2 separate regions of the Mus musculus genome follow, and region 1 is linked to region 2. Evidence: chromatin loops called from intact Hi-C (ENCODE). Cell type or tissue: left cerebral cortex. All regions are shown on one strand.

The links. Hi-C counts contacts between places; a loop is a spot of excess contacts. Peaks named below come from ENCODE experiments on the same cell type or tissue, not always from the same donor. Only the 100,000 strongest peaks of a DNase experiment are listed, where the experiment ranks them.
Region 1: it touches region 2 in a loop (3-fold over the local background); 2 of 42 quality-filtered maps call a loop at or near these places.

What each region holds. Positions count from the first base shown.
Region 1 is chr5:119,685,043-119,687,542 of GRCm38, forward strand. Tbx3os2 (T-box 3, opposite strand 2) reads right to left here. Exons shown (of 3, transcript NR_040416.1): 3 at 46-1,012. Among named protein-coding and RNA genes, the nearest start is that of Tbx3os2, 4.9 kb to the right of the region's middle. In left cerebral cortex, a CTCF peak has its summit at 1,461; DNase peaks (open chromatin) are centred at 163 and 984; H3K4me3 peaks cover 554 bases.
Region 2 is chr5:118,174,168-118,176,667 of GRCm38, forward strand. All of the region lies in intron 1 of Hrk (harakiri, BCL2 interacting protein (contains only BH3 domain)), which reads left to right. Among named protein-coding and RNA genes, the nearest start is that of Hrk, 5.7 kb to the left of the region's middle. In left cerebral cortex, a CTCF peak has its summit at 1,161 (motif pointing right); no DNase peak of the experiment used is centred here.

The DNA.
Region 1 (2,500 bases), 1.5 Mb after region 2:
GTTCAAAGTCGGCTCCCCCCCCCCCCCAGGAATCCGACCGGAAATAAGAGCTAGGAGGGGTTTTCGCTTTTAATTCGTTTTTCCCTTTTCTGACATGGATCACAAAACAAAATAAATAAGGTCCGCTACACCCACGGAATCTAGCACAGGAAAAGGCCAAGCAGACTCCCTTATCCATGGACATTCAGGGCTGTGGGTAAGGCCCAGGAGTGGGCTCCACAGTGACCATGAGAGAGAGGCAAGGTGCTTTCGGAGTCCACATGGAACACCCAAGGCAAAAGGCACCGGGGAAGCTACCATCTCATTTCCCTAACCAGTCCCGAGTCAGTTAGGCAACCTATCTTTTTGAAGTTCAATTTATCTTTGAATCTTTCAAATATATACATATATCAATCAATCAATTAATCAATCAGTGAAGCCTCTGTCCTGTCCTGTCATTCTTCAGTCTCCCCACCCTCCAGGATCCTCTCGGGGGCGTGTGTGTGTGTGTGTGTGTGTGTGTGTGTGTGTGTGTTGTGTTGGAGAGGGGTTACAAGGGAAGGTACTCTAGAGTTAGCCCTTAGGACTTTCTTGCCCTGGGGGCCTTGACTCAAAGACCCAGCTGGAGCCCGCCAGGCGGCTGACTTGCCCCCAACCCCCATCCCGGAGCCCGCCAGCCGGGCCCAACGTCCCTGTCACCTCTTGAATGGAGAGTCATGAGGGGGGCCCCTCCTCTCCCCTCCTGTGTTTGGAAGAGGATCCAGCTCTAGACCTTGGAGGGGTGGGCAAGCCCCCCTTTTCTAGCCCAGGCACGTGGGGACCCGCACTGCTTCTCCCCAGCTGTCTAGGGAGGAGGAGAAAACAACGGGAGAGAGGGGACTGGAGAGTGCTTAAGGGGACATGGGGACGGGAAAGGCCGGTCCTCTTCGGGACCAAAACTCTTCTTCACAGTCCGCCCTGGGAAGGTGGTAGTTGGCTCATGGCCTCCGGCTGCGCGAGCTCCCAAATTGAGGAGAAAATAGCTCGGCTTAAACTGCGGAGAAAGCAGAAACCAAACCAAATCAAACCAAACTTGCTTGGCTTTCTCAGTCGGATTTTTCTTCCCTCTTTCCTCCTCCATCCCCCAAATTTGGGGACAGTGCCCAAACCTGTCCCCGGCCCCTCCTCAGACTCTCTTCTTTTCTTTCCTCTTTCCTTTTAATCTCCGCTGTATCTTATTTATATATAGTGCTGTTAATGTGTAACTCTTGTGGCGCTGATGGACCAGGGGTGACTCGCTCGCAATCTCTCTGAATTTCTGTACCTATTACTCACCTGGCGCCGGTCGCAATCTCGCCGCGGGCTTTATGGTGGTGGTGGCGGCGGCTGCGGAGGCCACTCGGGGCCGGCGCCTGGGTTGGTTGGTTTTTTTTTTTTTTTTTTTTTTTCCCCTTTCCTTTTTTTTTCTCCTTGGCTTCGAGTGCCACCTGTCTGTCTGACCCACGAATGCGCCCTGCCTAACTGCGGCTGGCTAGGCACCCCAGAGCCTTCTGGATTCTGGAACGTGAGGTCTTCACCTCTGCGCCCCTTTCTGGTCGCACCCCCCCCCCACGACCCCAGTCTGACATACCCTCTCCAAAGCCACCCCGCCCCGCCCCCACCTCACTACTGTCAGAAGAAGAGCCAAGTCTTCCATCTATCCCTATGTGGGCCTCAGACGAGATTTCCAAGGGATTTTTGGAAAGTCAAGGAGGGGGACTGTAGTTCCTTATTCTCTCCGTGTGGAAATATGGAGATACAGGAGGAGGTAACCAGGATGGAGGAGTAGCAGATAAAAGGAGACACCCGCACCCCTCCCACACACACACACACCAATCTGCCCACATAGTCTCAACTCAGACCAACTTCGCTTTGTCCAGATTTTTTGTTGTTGTACTATATAAACTCCAAGTTTGGGACTTTTCTTATTTTTCTCCCGGCCGCGTCTACAGGGACAAAGGAAGACCAGAGTTCTTGCAACCACCAGCCCCCCTTGCGACTCCCATCCCCGCAGTGCTGGGGGACCTGCAGGGCTGGAGTGCCTTGGAGATCCGTGGATATAAGGTCATGAATGCTGGTACCGGTTAGAACCCTCCGGGCGCCCGCCCACCAGCCCGCCAGTGGGGAAGATCGGCTCCAGGCTGCGCTGGCGTCTGAGACCGGACGGGAGGGGCTGAGGTCACCTTCGCTGGGCTTTAGAGCTGTGGGTAGAGGCGTCCGGGTTCTTCCTGACCTCCTGGCGCTAATTGCAGGGGCCGAAGGGCGTGCTTGGGCACAGGCAGGGGTCGTGACCCTGCAGTCAGCCCCCCTGCCCCCGGTCTAGGTTGTCCTGTAGTAACTAGCGAGGGGTGTACGGTGTGTAGGCTTGTACAGAGTCTCTCTCTGAACCTGAACTGTCCTAAGATCCACCTATGCATGGGTGAAAGTTTCGAAGTAGGTAGAGGCCTTTCAAAAAATTCCATTCGAGGAAAACCAGAGATCTGACCTTTCCCCTAAGCCAACA
Region 2 (2,500 bases):
AAAGAATGGGAAACTGAGGCCGAGAGCATCGACCTGAGTCTTTGCAAAGAACGAACTGGACTGAACAGTCAAGCTTTGACGGGATAGCCACCCCTTGCCCTGGCTTGGGGGGGGGGCTGCATGGAAGGAGGGGGACATCTGGTAAAGTAATGGGGTGGGGGGTGGGAGGGTCCACCGTACATTCTGCACCTCGAAGGCTGGGGTGGCGGGGGGAGGGGGAGGGAGAGGGGGGAGGTAACCTTAGTCACTGTCCAAAGATACCGGAGAGAAACAAAAGAGGCTGTGTTGGGGGGTGGGGAGGGAGAGAGCTGGGAGCTGCCTGCCTCGAGAGGGGGAGGGGAAGGAGAGAGGATGGGGAACCAGGGAAGGGCAGTCGACTCTTGCCTTGGGACTAGAAGAGGAGAAAGGAGCCCCAGTCTAGGTGACAAATAATAGGGAAGCCTTAAAGAATTAATGGCAGGTTCGTCGGCCAGCTAGACAGGGGACTTCGGGGATTAAGTGGTTAAATCTGGAGGTGCGTCCGGCGGGCTGCCCTCTAGCCAGGACTGCGGGTTAGGCTCACCAAAGCCCCGGTTCCAGCTTAGCTGGGGAGGGAGACAGTCGCCACAGGAGGACAGCTGTTAAGGGTGAACTTCGGGAAGGGGAAGGGGCTGGGGCCAGGATGTGCCGGAAGCCCAGCTTTCTGGCCACGTGATCCTTGTCTTTGAGCCATTCTCACCCCTAGTGAGAGGCCACGAGAGCACAAGTGCCCCGAGTTAGCCTTGAGTAAGGAAGAGCTTCACCGGGTACTTGAGTATGACCCAGATGCGGCCCAGGTGGATTCAGCCATTCCATCTCTAAGGTTTGGTTGTACCATAGAGGCAGGAAGGGACCCAGCTTCGGTTTCCCACTAAAGTTTGTGTGAACCAGTGCTGCTCAGCCCCTGGTGACTCGCTGGTCCCTGCTGCGCGGCTATGCACTGGGGAGAGATGGCTGCATTCTAAGAGACACAGATAAATGTGTGTTTTATTAGACAAATAGCATCTGGGGGGGGGGGCACGTCCTACGAGAGGGCAGCTCCTACAGGCAGTGTGCTTAAAAAAAATATTGATTTTAATGTGTATGAATGTTTGCCCTGCCTGTATGTCTGGGCACCCCATACATCAGTACCTGCAGAGACCAGGAGAGGGCAGCAGAGCCCTCTGGGACTGGAGCTGCTGTGTGGGTGCTGGGAACTGAAGCCAGGTCCCCTCCCAGAGCAGCCTGTGCCTTTAGTTCCAGGACAGTCAGGGCTACACAGAGAAACCCTGTCTCTAGGATTACAGTGCACATCACCACAGCTGTTTTATGGGTGCTAGGGGTGGAATCCAGGACTTTGTACACATTAGGCAAGCATTATGACAGCTGAGCTATACCACCAGCCCCTTAAAATTCATTTGTTCCTCTGTATGCGCAGGGGCCTGTTTCAGGATCCCTGGGATATCAATAGGCAGATAAGCTTAAGGCACTTACACAAAACAGGATGACGTTCGCACACCACCAGTGGATCTTTCCCTCTGGTGTGCTTTAAGTTGAGAGGATATATAGAGTCTTCCTGCTCAAACAGTTACTCGTGGTGGTTTAGGGAAACAAACACTCTTGTGCATGTTGGGTGCTGGTGCCCATTTTTCCCTGGGTATTTTCTTTCTTTCTTTTTCTTTTCTTTCTTTTTCTGTTTTGGTTTTTTGAGACAGGGTTTCTTTGTGTAGCCCTGGCTGTCCTGGAACTCACTCTGTCGACCAGGCAGAAATTCGCCTGCCTCTGCCTCCCGAGTGCTGGGATCAAAGGCATGCACCACCACTGCCCGGCTCCCCTGGGTATTTTCAATCCACTGGTACGAGAGCCTAACGTCAACAGCTCATACTTCCTCACATTTACAATATTTTTCTATTCTTTAAAGTTTTTTTTTTTTTTTTCAAAAAAAAACCAAAGCAAACAAAAAAAAAATTGCGAGAAGTCATGGTGACAGACACACTCCTTTAATCCCAGCACCCAGGAGGCAGAGGCTGGCAGATCTCTGTGAGTTTGAGGCTAGCCTGGTCTTTTACAAAGTGAGTTCCAGAACAGCCAGGGCTACATAGTAAGACCCTGTCTCAAGAAATCAAAATTTAAAAATTATTATATTTCTTTATTTGTGTTTATGTATGTATTGTGTCTGTGTATATGTATATTTGCATGTAGATGAGTGTGTATGATTGTGCGTGTGTGTCTTTATGTATGTATGCATGTATGTATATGAGTGTGTATGTATACATCTGTGTGTGTATCCACATCCCAGGTGTGGAGGTCAGAGACCAACCTGCTGGAGTCAGGTCTCTCCTTTCATCATGTGCCTCCTGGGGAGTCAAACTCAGGTTTTCAAGCTTAGTGGCAAGCACCTTCACCCACTGAGCCATTTCACTGTCCCATCCTTATGATATGTCTTGACGCTCCAGGGTTGTTTCAAGGGGGAACATCTGGGTGACATGAATCCTGGAGTCCC